2 separate regions of the Homo sapiens genome follow, and region 2 is linked to region 1. The links are chromatin loops, found by intact Hi-C in ENCODE. Cell type or tissue: psoas muscle. All regions are shown on one strand.

Region 1 (8,000 bases):
CACTACCAGAACACTTGCTTTAATAGTATTAAAAAGAAGCTGCAATTTATGGTTAGTTCACTCACTTGCACTCATAGAGAATTGCCACTTTTGGATCGACAGCATTGTCGGAGTTGGGTGCCCTGGCAAAAACATTTCAAATATTGTTACAAAGTCATTTGCATATATTTCACAAACTTTTCTTTTTAAAAATTACTGTTTACATAATATATTCACCTCTTAATATTCATCCCTTTATAAAACATTAAACAAAGCATAATTCTACACTTCCTCTATTTATCCTCCCTTTACATTAAATTTAATTCATTTTGAAATGTTTCTTGCCCAAACCTTAAATTTACAAATATATAAAATAAAGCTTTCTTGATTCAGGATTTACAGTACCTTTTAACAATGCACGTTAATGTATTTATCAAATGAATGAATCAAATATTTAAAAACAAATTCACGAAAAACAAAAGAAAATCACATATTGTTTCAACATCATTCAATACCATAGTTATAAAGTATTATTATCATACCTATAAAACAAGTATTGCTGAAGGTGAGCCTAGTACCTTCAGCACTAGATAGGCAAAGCGGCACTGACTCAGAAATTACTTATAATTCAGCATATATATAATGCATGAAAATGTCTCAATGACTATAAATGATACACACTAGGATTTATTTCATTAGAAGCATTAAATAATTCATTTATCTTGCTTCTATACCACTTGCGGGCCACAGTTCTATAAAAACACAATCATATCAACACAAGGGCAAATTACCAATAAGAAATACACAACAAAAATTACGTACAAATATCTGTACTCAATATATTAGTATGCCCTCTGAATATGAGATAGATTAAAAGATAATCTCTTAGTAAGGTTTAGGTGTCTAGTCTCAGGAATATAAGGAGCTTACCATCTAATTCAAAAGATTGAGATTTTGTATTTTTAAAAAATTTGTAATGTATTATTTCAAGAAATATATTACTAGTCACAAAAGGTGCTAAAAGGCCCACCGAGGAGCATTTTAGTAGTATTGATAAGCACTAAGCAAGCAGCAACACTACCAACCATATCTTGGACTAACTGAAAATCTTGAGTAGGACAATAAATTAAAGACACACATATTTTACAAAGCACAATCTTATCCAAATTCTCTCCATATTTTTAATCTCTATTATTTCATTCAAACTAGGATAGCAGTCTATTTTTTTCGAATGCTTCTTATATTCTTTGAAAAATAAAGGGTTTCTAAATGCCTTCCACATTTTCTATCAAAATATGAAAAGAATGTTAAAATCAGTGGATAAATTCCTAATTTAAAACTTACTTAGTTTCTTCAATTCCTCCATTCCTTTTTTATGAGGGGGCTCCTGAATAATTTTGTCAACATCTGCCCTGCCAATCAGATCATCAGGTCGGTCCCACATAGAAAGACGAGTGGTGGGATTATAAAAGAAGACCCGCTCATCACCAGTCCAAACGACACACCTAAGAATTGATGCAAAATATCATTCTCTTATGTTACAGAACATATTTTACAGCTAGGACTTCTTTCAGCCTGTTACAAGTAGGGAGATGAGGGTACTGAAGAACGACATGTTCTTATTACCAATAGTTATTTACAGAGAACCAAACATGGTTTTTACAAGATAACTGAATGACTCAAGCAAAAATAACAGATCAACATATTAACTGAGAAAACCAAGAAATGCAAAGCAATTTGTGATCAGAGATTAAAATGCTTAGGAATTTGGTTTGGCACACTCAATTTGAGAGTACTAAATTTTAAACTATCAGAAAGAATGAGTTTAATGGCAACAATAATGCTATTAAGCAGTTCTAAAGCTAAAGAACAGACATAGCATCCTAGCTACTATAGTTCTTAATATTTCTTAACAAACCAAAACTACATACTGAAATGCAACCTTCTATGAAGACTTTAAGATCTAATTATATCTAAAATAAAAAGTAAAGGGAAGGCCCAGCACGGTGGCTCAGGCCTGTAATTCTAACACTTTGGGAGGCCAAAGCAGGAGGATCACTTGAGCTCAGGAGTTTGAGACCAGCCTGGGCAACATGGTGAAAGGCCATCTCTACAAAAAATATTAATTAAAAAAATTAGCTGGATGTGATTGCACGAGCTTGTAGACCCAGCTACTCAGGGCTGAGGTGGGAGGATCACCTGAGCCCGGGAGGTCAAGGCTGCAGTAAGTTGTGATCGCACCACTGCACTCCAGCCTGAGCAATAAAGTGAGACCCAGTCTCAAAAAAAAAAAAAAAAAAAAAAAGTAAAGTACCAATTGCACTAGGGCATCATACACTGCAGCCCACTACAAGCACTACAAGCCATTGGTCCTGTTAATTACAGTTAGAAAACTCAAAGGAAAAAAAAAACCACAACTACATTCAGACTCTGTATAGTATAGTCTTAATGAATAAACAGAAAGCAATACGGAGGACAGCCAAAATTTAGAGAAACAACTGCAAGGGAGTAAATCTCCCATTTCACCCACCTCGTAGCTCTGCCCTGAGGGTGATCTCTGGTTGCAGAGTGGCATGGTTGCAGTAGCATGGCAGCTAAAACCCCAACAGAAACTAAGTCTATATGACCTGATCATCAAATTAATCAACAGTTGTCAAGTCCAAGGTAACTTACAAGTTGAAATGATCAGACTAAGCCTCCTATGTTAAGATAGTAAAAAACTTTGAAGCAACAATAACTATACCTCCCTGAGATAAAGAAAAACACACTTAAAATAAATGAAAAGAGTTCAGTAATGAAATATAAACTACAAAAAAAAAACCAAAAGGAAAATTTAGAAATTAAAAATAACTGAAATTAAATTTCACTGGATTGGCTCAAGACAGAATGGAGACGCCAGGAAACAATCAGTGAATTAGAAGATGGATCAGCTGGGCATGGTGGCTCACGCCCGTACTTCTCACACCTGCACTTTGAGATGCTGAGGTGCGAGGATCACTCGAAGCCAGCAGTTTGAAACCTGCCTGGGAAACAAAGTGAGACCCTCCATCTCTACAAAAAATAAAAAATTTTAAATTATCCAGGCGTGATGGCATGCACCTGTAGTCCCACCTACCCAGGAGGCAGGAGGCTGGGGCAGTGAGCTATGATCGTGCCACTGTACTCCAGCCTGGGTGACAGAGCAAGACCCTGTCACAAAAAAATAAAATAAAAAATCAATAATTAACTATCTCATCTGAAGAACAGAGGAGGTGGGGACGGACCCCCAAGTCCGAAAATTAATGAGGACCACGAAGCTCCAAATTGAGGGGGTTTGGAGTTGGTTACTAGCTTTTCATGTACAATACTCAAACAGAGAAACCACAACCCAGGAATATATTCTTGGAATACAGACTGTTTTTATAACTTTGAAACCAAGTAAATATTTTCCATAATTATTTTTTTTAAATGAGCCTGTGTAACAGTCAGTGGAATAATTATATAGAAATTATACAGAAAACAACTATTCCAAGTGCCTTTAAAACACAGTAATTTGATTATACATTCCTAGAGCAACAACAAAAACTATCTTCAGTAATTATATTGTTAGTGATAGTTTTGGTATTGTTACTCAGTGACATGTCTGAGAAAAGCAAATGAGTAATTAGGTCACTATCATTGAGAAACAGTATTTTCAGCAAGAAATGAGATACTGAAGATAGATGATGAGGTTCAATAAAAATCTTCAGGTAGATCTAAATGGCAAGTAATGGTATCAACTCATGCTGTATCTTTGAATGTGTATATCTTCCAGCTGGGTCTGCCAAAGAAGTCTAAAAATAATGACTAATTCAGTTGCAAACTATCCACTTCCCACAAAAGTGCCAAGAGCCCCCTGCAGAAATGGCTCAGTCTAGGTCTGAGACAGGAAATATATACAAGATAAGCCTAGAACATCTTGTCACAGCAGAAAGCAGGGAAGCTACAGAGGATTTTAACAAAAAAAAACCTAAAAAGTTAGCGCAAGAGGCTTCTCCTGACCAAAGATGAGACAATTTTAAACATCAATAAGGATAAAAACTGCAATAGATTAAAAACATAGAAAATATATTTAAACCTATGAATAATACTCAAACCAACTCACTATTCTGAAAACTGCTAAGCCCTTCCCTTCCTATACAATTTGTACCTCTAAGTGACCAATGGTGATAAGGGGAAGTATCTCTCTATAAGCATCCCAGTTAATGAAAAGGGAATAAAAGAAATACATTACCACTACTTTCAACCCTTAACACAGTTATGCCTAGTGTTCCATTATTGGAACGCTAAGCTTGTGGGATTTATATCCTACTGCTCAAGGTCATTGCCAAGGTCTGATTTTTCACAAAAAAAATTTGCAACCTTCAGCATAAATGGGTTAATGATTTAATCGGGTTAATGATTTAATCAATCTTGGCCAGAGTTTTTCAATCTTACACTGCTGACATATTGGGCTAGGTAAGTAATTCTTGTTGGGAGCAGTCCAGTGCATAATAGGATGTTTAGAGCATCCCTAGCATCTATCTGCTAGATGCCACTAACACCCTCCAAGTTTTGACAACCAAAAATTGTCTCCAGGCATTGCCAAACGTCCACTAGGGGCAAAATTACTCCTAGTTGAAAACATCTGATCTACACAATAATAATCATCACTTATGAACTAGGCTTGCCAAAAAGATTAAATCCGAATCTGATCACACTTCTAGACCTGCTTGCCTGTCTGTAGGAAATTCAGGAATGGAGGATCCTATTAGACAGTACCATGGGGACAAATCCAGACTTGGGAACACTATAGGAAAAACATTTATTTCTTCAATAACAAAAACAAGGAAAAGAAGTCAGAAGGGAACCTATAGATTACAAGACTTCAGAAACAAGCCAAATCATTGCAATGTGTGGATTGTATATAGATTAAATAAGTTGGAGCAGGAACAGGAAATGAAGCACAGATGTGGCAAAAGGAAGAAAAGGGAAAAACAAGATAAGAGAAAAAAAGAAGTAGACAGGCGTACCTCGGATATTGTGGGTTCAGCTCCAGACCAACAAAATACAGCAAATATTGCAATAAAGTAAATCTCAAAATTTTTGTATCCCACCATATACAAAAGTTATATTTACATCATGCTGTAGTCTATTTAGTGTGCAACATTATGTCCAAAAGAACCAATGTACATACTATAATTTAAAAATACTTTATTGCTAAAAAAATGCTATCATCTGAGCTTTCAGGGCATCATAATGTTTTTGCTGGTGGAGGGTCTTGCCTCAATCTCTTGATGGCTGAACACTCATGAGGCTGGTGGTTGCTGATGACTGGGGTAGCTGTGGCAATTTCTTAAAATAAGACAAATATGAAGTTTTCTATATCAATTGACTCCCCCTTTCGCAAAAGATTTCTCTGTAGCATGCAATGCTGTTTGATAGCATTTTACCTACAGTACAGCTTCCTTAAAGTTTGGCATCAATCAAAATGGAAGCCCTGCTGCTGCTTTATCCACCAAGTTTATGTAATATTCTAAATCCCTTATTATTTCAACAATGTTCATGGCATCTTCACCAGTAGATTCTATCTGAAGAATTCACTTTCTTTGCTCATACATAAGAAGCAACTCCTGACCCATTACAGTTTTCTCATAAAATTGCAGCAATTCTGGCTCATCTTCAGGCTCATTTCTAATACTAGTTCTCTTGCTATTTCCATCACATCTGCAGTGACTTCCTTCACTGAAGTCTTCAGTTCCTCAAAATCATCCATGAGAGTTGGTATCAACTTCCTCCAAACTCCTGTTAATGTTAATATCTGGACCTCCTCCCATGAATCACCAGTGTTCTTAATGGCATCTACAATGGTGAATTGTTTACAGAAGGTGTTCTATTGACTTTGCCCAGATCCACCAGAGGAATCACAATCTACGGCAGCTATAGCCTGATGAAATCACAATCTATGGCAGCTATAGCCAGATCCACCAGAGGAATCACAATCTATGGCAGCTATAGCCTTATTACTTTCAGTAATAAGACTTGAAAGTCAAAATGACTCCTTGATCCATGGGCTGCAGACTGGATGTTGTTAGCGGCATGAAAACACCATTCATCTCCTTGTACATTTCCATCACAGCTCTTGGGTGAAGAGGTGCTTTGTCAATGAACAGCAATATTTTGAGGAAAAAAACAAACTTCTTTCTGAGCAGTAAGTCTCAACAGTGGGCTTAACTCAGTAAACCATGCTATCAACAGATATGCTGTTATCCAGGCTCTGCTGTTCCATTTATAAAGCACAAGCAGAGTAGATTTAACGTCATTCTCAAGGGCCCTAGGATTTTCAAAATGGTAAATGAGCAGTGGCTTCAACTTAAAGTCACCAGAGAGATGGTGAGAGTCAGCCCATCCTTTGAAGCCAAGCGGTGACTTCTCTCTAGCTATCAAAGTCCTGGGATGGCATGTTCTCCCAATAGAAGGCTGTTTCGTCTACACTGAAAATCTCTTGTTTAGTGTAATTGCCCTCATCGATAACCTTAACTTGATCTTCTGGATAACTTGCTACAGCTTCTACATCAGCACGTGCTGCTTCCTCTTGCACTTATGTTATGGAGATGGCTTCTTACTTAAATCTCATGTACCAACCTCTACTAGCTTCCAACTCTTCTTCTGCAGCTTTCTCACCACTCTCAGCCTTCACAGAACTGAGGGCAGGTAGGGCATCTCTTGTGGATTAGGTTTTGGCTTAATGAAATGTTGTAGCTGGTTTGATCATCTATCCAGACCACTCAAACTTTCTCCATTATCAGGAATAAGGTTCTTATCATTCTTATGTTCACATGAATAGCACTTTTCATTTCCTTCTTTTGCATTCACAACTTGGCTATTTAGCCCAAAAGGCCTAGCTTTCAGCCTATCTCGGCTTTTGACATGCCTTCCTTACTAAGCTTAATCATGTTTAGTTTTTGACTTAAAGTGAGAGGTATGTAGCTGGGCATGGTGGCTCATGCCTGTAATCCCAGCACTTTGGGAGGCCAAGGTGGGCGGATCACGAGGTCAGGAGATCGAGACCATCCTGGCTAATACGGTGAAACCCCATCTCTACTAAAAATGCAAAAAATTAGCCAGGCGTGGTGGCGTGTAACTATAATCCCAGCTATTTGGGAAGCTGAGACAGAAGAATCGCTTGAACCCAGGAGGCGGAAGTTGCAGTGAACCAAGATCGCACCACTGCACTCCAGCCTGGGCGACAGAGCAAGACTCCGTCTCAAAACACACACACACACACACACACACACAAAGTGAGAGGTATGTGACTCTTCCTTTCACTTGAACACTTTGAGGGCATTATAGGGCTACTAATTGGCCTAATTTCAATATTGTTGTGTCTCAGGGAAAATGGACACCCGAGGAGAGGAAGAGAGATGGGGAACAGCCGGTCGGTGGAACAGTTAGATCACACACGTTTATCAATTAGGTTCACCATCTTACATGGGTGTGGTTTGTGGCACCCCAAAACAATTACAACAGTAACATAAAAGATCACTGATCGCAGATCACTGTAACAGATATAAAAATAATGAAAAAGTTTGAAATATCCCAAGAATTACCAAAATGTAACACCGAAACACAAAATGAGCACATGCTGTTGAAAAAATGAAACCAAGAGGCATGTTAGATACAGGGTTGCCACAAAACTTTCAATTTTTAAAAACACAGTATCTATGAAGCACAAGATAGTGGAGCACTATAAAATGAGGTATGCCATACTTAGATTGAAAGACATAATTTTACACAATTCTATAAATGTAATCGCATAGTGAGTAAACATGCAAAAACAAATTTAAAATATTTTAAACAAAAAGTAGATTCAGGATCTCACAGTGGTCATGTCTATAATTATGAAGAATACACATTAATGGAGAGTAGTACTAGGAAGACACTTGTAGTAATTGAACTTCAGTTTTGAATAACTCAAATACAACAAAGGCCAAAATATTCAGTAGATAAAAACATATTTGACA
Region 2 (8,000 bases), 350 kb after region 1:
AGAAAATGCTAGAATGAGCCCTATGGGGTCAGATTGGATTTGGTGATAAAAGTATGAGCTCATGATTTTTATTTTGTGTATAGATATGTAGATATAAAACTAAACAGCTGGGTGTGGTGGCTCACACTTGTAATCCCAGCACTTTGGGAGGCTGAGGTGGGCAGTTTACCTGAGATCGGGAGTTTCAGACCAGCCTGACCAACATGGAGAAACCCTGTCTCTATTAAAAGTACAAAATTAGCCGGGCGTGGTGGCGCATGCCTGTAATCCCAGCTACTCAGGAGGCTGAGGCAGTAGAATTGCTTGAATCCAAGAGGCGGAGGTTGCACTGAGCCGAGATCGCGCCATTGCATTCTATCTTGGGCAACAAGAGCGAAACTCCATCTCAAACAAACAAACAAAAAACATAGATATGTGTATGTATGGGTTAGTATACAAATATGAACTGTTAAGTGGAAAAGGCAAAGTGCAGAACCTGAATGCTTTGATTGGACACCAAAGCTAAAGACGGAAATAACTACATAATGAGTTCCCTCTTTTTTTTTTTTTTTTTTTTGCAACCCTATAGTGTTCCATTGTAGGGATATCCTACAGTTTAATTGATGGACATTTAGGTTCTTTTTTTCAATATTTTAGAATGGAAGATTTTGGTAGTACTGAGAGATGAGAATTGAAAAAGTAAAGTTTTATTAGTGATAAACTTGTAAGAACCTAGTTTCAAAACTGAGAAAAATTCATATGCATTTGTACACATAAGGCACCAGTGTGTATTCTCATGTATTAAAATGTATTTTGCTACCTCTAAATGAGGCTGAAATGTTGATAAGAAAACCACAATGAAAGGTGTGTCTTTATCCCCACTTTATCATTTTCTATCTCTGCCTCATTAAAGATCACTTTATCTCATTAACTCAACATGCCTGAGAAGAAACACATATTGGTGCTTAGTGGATGCAAATCAATATGGATGGTTCGAATATTTTAACATCACGGTTAGGGATGCTACTTTTTGGTGATTTTAATTTTTGTTGTTGATCCAGGACAGTCCTTTAAAGCATTTGTTAATTTATATATGGGCTTTGCAAGGTATCCAACTGGACACATAGGACACAGTTGATACTCAGTAACCATATTTTTAATGCATTGAATTTTTTTTTCTTCTTCCAGGAATGCGTTTGGCTCTGGCTGATGCTGGTGACACTGTAGAAGATGCCAACTTTGTGGAAGCCATGGCAGATGCAGGTATTCTCCGTCTGTACACCTGGGTAGAGTGGGTGAAAGAAATGGTTGCCAACTGGGACAGCCTAAGAAGTGGTCCTGCCAGCACTTTCAATGATAGAGTTTTTGCCAGGTAATCTGTAGATCCCAATCATTTTGTGTTTTAGAGTTACTTAGTCCTGGTGCATTTTTGTTTTCTTTTTCTTTTCTTTTCTTTTTTTTTTTTAATAAAATAAACTAATGATAATAATAGCTAGTGTTCATTGAAGGCTTACTTGTGCCGGGTACTATGCTAAGTATTTTGTGTCCATTATCTGACTTTAACCTCAAAGCAACCTTATTTAATACAGATATTATTAGCTCTATTTTATAAATAAAGAAACTGAAGCTTAGAACAATTAAGTATTTCCTTAAATGCCTTAAAGCTAGTAGTTGCAAACTTGGGATATGAACTTGCTTCTGTCTGTCTTGAAAGTCTGTTCTCATAACCATTTTACCATGTTGTCTTGTTTTCGAGTAGGGCAAAATGGTTAAAGGAAAAGTAGATTAAAAGAAAAGGATAAATATCTTTGGAGTCATCCTACGCACTGGTATTATAAAGATGAATGAGACCTGATCCTTATTGTCTAGCAAGAGAGACAAACACCCAGTTTCTAAGCACAATAATAGAGACAAGGAGAATTCAGAGATGTCATGTGACTTCTGGGTTTCTTTTTTTTTTTTCCTGAGACAGAGTCTCGCACTGTCACTCAGGCTGGAGTGCAATGGCACAATCTCAGCTCACTGCAGCCTCTGCCAGGTTCAAGCTATTCTTCTGCCCCAGCCTCCCTACTAGCTGGGATTACAGGTGCCTGCCACCACGTCTGGCCAATTTTTTGTATTTTTAGTAGAGATGGGGTTTCACTGTGTTGGCCAGGCTGGTCTCGAACTCATGACCTTGTGATCCACCTGCCTCAGTCTCCCAAAGTGCTGGGATTACAGGCGTGAGCCACCACGCCCGGCCAAATTCTGGGTTTCTTGAAAAATAAACAATGTTTTCAGGGAGAGGAGAAAGTGTGGATAAGCCATGGAAAGGGTCTGATATTTATTTGAAGTACATTATCTTGTGGGCAGAGGTAGGAAATGAAACAGGTTGGGGCCAGATTAGGCCAAATTAAGAAGAACCTGGATTGGTATGAGAAAATTTTTTTCTGATATCCAGTATTAGTTATTGTAAATGCAATAATTAAAACCTGGCTATGGCCAGGCACTGTGGCTCACGCCTGTAAACCAGGCACTTTGAAAGGCTGAGGTGGGAGGATTGCTTGAGCCCAGGAGTTTGAGACCAGCCAGGGCAACAAAGTGAGATCCTGTCTCTACAAAAAAAAAAAAAATTAGCTGGGTGTGGTGGCTTGCGCCTGTAGTCCTAGTACTTGGGAGGCTGAGGTGAGAAGATTCTTTGAGCCTAGGAGTTTGAGGCTGCAGTGAGTTGTGATCATACCACTGCATTCTAGCCTAGGTGACAGAGACCCTGTCTCAAAAAAAAAAAAAAAAAAAAAAAAAAACTTGGCTACAACCTTAGTTAGGCTATTTTCATGTTGCATTTTGGGCTTTATAAGAATAAAGTGTCCATCAGGAAATTTCTGAAGAAGCATCATTTATTGTCATAAACAGGAGCCCTAAGCAGTGTCAGATGACAGTACTTAAGGATGGATAGACAATAGAGAGATTGCAGTAATTTGTTTTAAGGAACGCAAAGATGGTGTTGTGTTGAGCAGTTTTAAATGTTCTGGGCATTGTTCTCATTTTACTGCTTAAATGAGCAGTATTTCAAATTTGTATATTAAAAAGCAGTATTTTAAATTTGTGTATGCAGCAGTTTTTTATAGCTATGTATAAGTGCCTTTAAACTCAATAACCTTTTTTTCCCCGTATTCAATAGTGAATTGAATGCAGGAATTATAAAAACAGATCAAAACTATGAAAAGATGATGTTTAAAGAAGCTTTGAAAACAGGGTTTTTTGAGTTTCAGGTAGGCTGTTGATTCTTTTGGTAGCTATAAAACATGTCAATGTGAACATTATGTATTTTCCCCCTTTTTTCTTCCTGCTATAGCACAATTACTCGCCTAAAGTGTAGACTGAAAATCCTGCCAGAAAAATTTTAAATTCTTCAATAAATTGTGATTTTAAGTTATTATCTTTGGTATTTTTTCTATTGTGTCCATTTAATTTAATAATTCTGCTCCTAGTTAAGCTATGAGCATTAATATAAAGGAGATTAAATCTAAAATTCAGCTATACTTTCCAGGAAAACATTTCAAAATTGATAAAAACAAAGGCAAAATTGTAATTAATTGCCATTAATTTGAGAGCAAGCGTTTTCTGAGGTTTTCCACAAGGTGTCAGTATTTCCTCAAGTTTGGCATTTAAAGTGCTTAAAGTAAAAATGTAGCTTTACGCAATGAGCTGTGTAAAATATCACATTGAGTTTTATATAACTTGGTTTTCAGAGTTGTGGTTAAATAAGGATAAATGGCTGGGCATAGCAATGTGTTGTATTTATAGTCTTTTTTTATATTTAATATCCTATATGCTGCTAAGAGCAGTCACCCTTAATATACAGTTAAAGTTGTTCAACTTTTATGTCTCAGTTACAAACTGTCTGTAAAAAAATTCTTTTTTTGAGAATTATTAGTATAAAACTGCCATATACTTTGGACAAAGATAAATACTTGCAGATTCTTAAAGTAAAACCTTTACAGTAATTTGTTATGGATTTTTAAAAGACTAGAAACTTAAAAATGTGTTAAAACCAAGATACTGCAATTTTTCCCTTTATTTTTATTTTAAAGAAGGTGAGGGAAATGGTAAATAATTTCAAATTTTATAGGCCGCAAAAGATAAGTACCGTGAATTGGCTGTGGAAGGGATGCACAGAGAACTTGTGTTCCGGTTTATTGAAGTTCAGACACTTCTCCTCGCTCCATTCTGTCCACATTTGTGTGAGCACATCTGGACACTCCTGGGAAAGGTACCTTCATGCATTTAAAATGTTTCGAGTGGTTTTGATTTTGGCTTCATTAAATAAGTGTTGTGCTAATATTGTTACTTAAGAGAGAAAGTCTGAAAGTGAGTAATTCAAGAGTAATGCTGGATTCAGCATCATAATTATGACGGGTTAAACCAGAGCTATCTCCTATTCAGATGGATATATGTGCCCTTATTTATATACACAACAGTGCATACATATTTTTAAAAGGTGAAAATATTGAGAAAGATATAAACAATTGTTATGAGCTGCTTAAAAACAAAGATATAGGTGTATATTTGTGTATATTTGTGTAAGTATTCTTGTTTTATATAAAACTTCTGGCATATATAGGACTTAATATTCAGGGATAGTAGCATTCTTACTATGAATATAAATTCAGTTATTTCTCCCAGGCTTACAGATAAATAGATTGGCTGGTTTAATAACTCCTTTCCAGCCATATTAGCTAGGCTCTTTTGTATTTTTAAATGCATGAACAATACAGAAATGTGCTCATGATCTATATACCAAATAACCGTACTTGAATACTGGATGTATTAGCAGGATAAAAACTGAGTGTATGCATAATTTATATAATAATGATTAAATTTAGGCAAATTAGCATTACATAATTTTCTTTGAAAGTGAGCATATGTGTGTGGGTATTAATATGCTTGTACAAATGGATGCTAATTAAGAATGTAGAGTCAGACTTCACAGCTTGAATTCTAGGGAACATTAGATCAGGGGCTGTGCAAGTGTGTTATGTGTAGTCAAGTTTGAACTCTGAGCACACAATTACAGATGGTATCCTTGGTATGAAACTATAATCAAGAACCGTAAAATAGTTATATTGTCTAATCTCACTGAAGGTTTTTTTGTTTTTCTTTTTTTAAAAGCCTGACTCAATTATGAATGCTTCATGGCCTGTGGCAGGTCCTGTTAATGAAGTTTTAATACACTCCTCACAGTATCTTATGGAAGTAACACATGACCTTAGACTACGACTCAAGAACTATATGATGCCAGCTAAAGGGAAGGTAAAGTTTTTTTGTTTTTTTTTTTAAAGGATTATTCCTTAAAAGTTATTGATCAGATAACATTTAACAATAATGAAAGTTAAAAAGATTTTCATTAATGGTGAAGACCGTGGTGGTGTATGTTGGGGGAGGGTTCTTCTCATTTTTGGTTTATATAAAAGCTATTGAATGTTTTTCCTTTCTTTTACCGTCTAGAAGACTGACAAACAACCCCTGCAGAAGCCCTCACATTGCACCATCTATGTGGCAAAGAACTATCCACCTTGGCAACATACCACCCTGTCTGTTCTACGTAAACACTTTGAGGTGATGCTCTCAGTAGACTTTTCCCCCCTGATGGTGTTGTATGCTCCCTATGTTGTTTTTGTTTTTAGGATGTTGGCAATGTCTGGGAGAAGAAAGATAGGCAGCTTTGTTTCATTCCCTCTAGGCAGACAGCATCCTTTTGTTATTCTTGGTGGCTCTTAAATGGATGCTGAGGGAAAAGCTGCTGTTTTCCTCTCATTTCTGAAAAATTTATACAAAAATACATTGGATCTAGTTGAATGTAATCAAAAGAATTGGGGGTTTTCATATGTGTAGTTGAAATGATGAAATAAAAGGACAGAGTTTGCCTTTGGAATTTGTTGTAACTTGAGCAGTGGGAGTCATTCATTAAATTTATTCATTCATTATATTCATTCATTAAATTATTTCAAATCGTAACCTTGTTTATTGTTTGGAAAAAAGTGAAGCTTTGTTCTTGAGTACTTTAAATGTTGTTTGGTTTGATAATTACCTATAGAAATGTAGAGCTTGAAGACATTTTTGGCTGTGCCAGGTAATGATAAATCCACTTAAAGGGAACTCAATAACTTAGATCTAAGTTTTCCTGAAAGAAAAAAATGTATTTTTCCTCTGCATTCAAAATGTAGAAACAAAGTATGTTTATGAACTTTGGCTTTTTTGCTTAGGTTATTAAAACAGTTATTGCTAGATGCAGACCACTAAGGTGCACTTTAAAAAGAGAGACAAAATACGGATTGTGGTCAAAATGTAAAGAAGAAACGTAAAGGAAAAATTCTTAGCTTTGATATTCTAGACCATTATTGGAATTTTGCCTCAACACTTTTCATAGTTAATTAAGAAATGCTAAGAAAAGCTGCTTTTACATATGTAAAATTTGATAGAGAAGAGCAAATGTTTTTGTATTTCTTGTGAGTCTATTTTTGTGGAGAACTATTTCCACCTTTGAGTATATATGATAGAAATAGAAGGTGGCCTTTAGAATCTGCTTGCAGATTTTGAATTAAGGTAAATAAAAGATAAAAGCTACTTTGGTTGGCACAAAAGTGAAACTACCTCAGTGGATTATATATTCATACCAGCAATTTCAAGGAAGCAGTGGAAGAACCCAAATATAATATGTAATGTCTTAGGTATTAAAAAATGCATCACCTCTGTTCTTTTTGAAGTTGTTTTTTTACTTACTATTCATTTGCTAGATAATTGAAAACAGTGGTATCTTTTGGCATTAGCAGCTGTCTTTTAGATTTTTGTATGTTTTCATCCACAGGAATGAAAAGAATGTTCATTTATAATCACGAAGAGTGTTCTTATGTTGAATGTGGCACCATTTTGGTGACATAAGGCAAAGGAGTGTTTCCCACCCTTTTTCTTTTTCGTGTGTTTCAGAGGAATATATTAACAAGTAGAATATTTTTTTCCCATGTACTTTAGTAAAAGTTAGAATTGAAAATAGATTATTTGAAATTGTATTATATGTTCCTTTTCATTTAGATTCATTCCCAACCCTTCTTTTACAATAAAGAGAAAACAAGTTGCCCAAAACTTTGAAAAGACCAGTTGCTTTATTTCTCACTCTATTGAGGGGACCGTTAATATTTGTAGAAAGAAATGAATTTAGATTCATTTAAAGCACACTTGGATTGTACTCATCAGTGATATATGATATGGACATTTATTTTTGAGTAGATAGAAATGATTCTGTTTTTAACAGGTCAGTAGCTAGGGATTCTTTTCACAATTGTGGTAACAGTTTCTTCCAAGTGTCCAAAAGCAGACATTATATAAACTTGTATGATAGTTGTGTAATTTTTTATTTTAATATGACTAATAAAATGCTTTTAGAAATTTGAAAACAAGTTTTTATGAGACCATTTAGTTTCTGAACAGGAGAAATATTCAACACAAATCACTTCTTTTTCTCTTCTAAACTAAAAAGTATGTGTTGTTAATTTATAGAGAATAGGAGAGTTCCTTCTGCATTGTTCATTGAGCTTTCACTTCCCCGTGATGCTAGGGCTGGACACTTTTCTGCTGTTCTCTAAGGATTGATAGAGGCCACCATTCTATGCCTGGTCACATCTACTGTTCTGCCTTATTCTTGAGACTTTTTTTTCTACATTACTCTCCCTCCTTCCTTTTCTTAGGCCAATAACGGAAAACTGCCTGACAACAAAGTCATTGCTAGTGAACTAGGCAGTATGCCAGAACTGAAGAAATACATGAAGAAAGTCATGCCATTTGTTGCCATGATTAAGGTAAGCTGTGGACCTTATGCAGCTGTGACCACATGAGCAATGGTTAGATGGGACAATAGAAGGATGGGGAAAAGCCTTGGACATAGTCTCCTGCCAGAAATCTGCTAAAATAGCACTTTTCAATCAATGACTGAGAGAAATGATCTATCAGATTTTGGGTTTACTTGTGGAATTGCTGAGTATGTG

The links. Hi-C counts contacts between places; a loop is a spot of excess contacts. Peaks named below come from ENCODE experiments on the same cell type or tissue, not always from the same donor. Only the 100,000 strongest peaks of a DNase experiment are listed, where the experiment ranks them.
Region 2: it touches region 1 in a loop (2.6-fold over the local background); 2 of 110 quality-filtered maps call a loop at or near these places.

Annotation. Positions count from the first base shown.
Region 1 is chr5:146,471,977-146,479,976 of GRCh38, reverse strand. TCERG1 (transcription elongation regulator 1) reads right to left here. Exons shown (of 23, transcript NM_001382548.1): 10 at 1,324-1,484; 11 at 66-122. Among named protein-coding and RNA genes, the nearest start is that of TCERG1, 29 kb to the right of the region's middle. In psoas muscle, no CTCF peak of the experiment used is centred here; no DNase peak of the experiment used is centred here.
Region 2 is chr5:146,126,249-146,134,248 of GRCh38, reverse strand. LARS1 (leucyl-tRNA synthetase 1) reads left to right here. Exons shown (of 32, transcript NM_020117.11): 23 at 1,168-1,351; 24 at 3,140-3,230; 25 at 4,091-4,231; 26 at 5,131-5,271; 27 at 5,467-5,577; 28 at 7,704-7,814. Among named protein-coding and RNA genes, the nearest start is that of PLAC8L1, 25 kb to the right of the region's middle. RefSeq lists enhancers at 921-1,090, 7,969-8,000. In psoas muscle, a CTCF peak has its summit at 3,617 (motif pointing right); no DNase peak of the experiment used is centred here.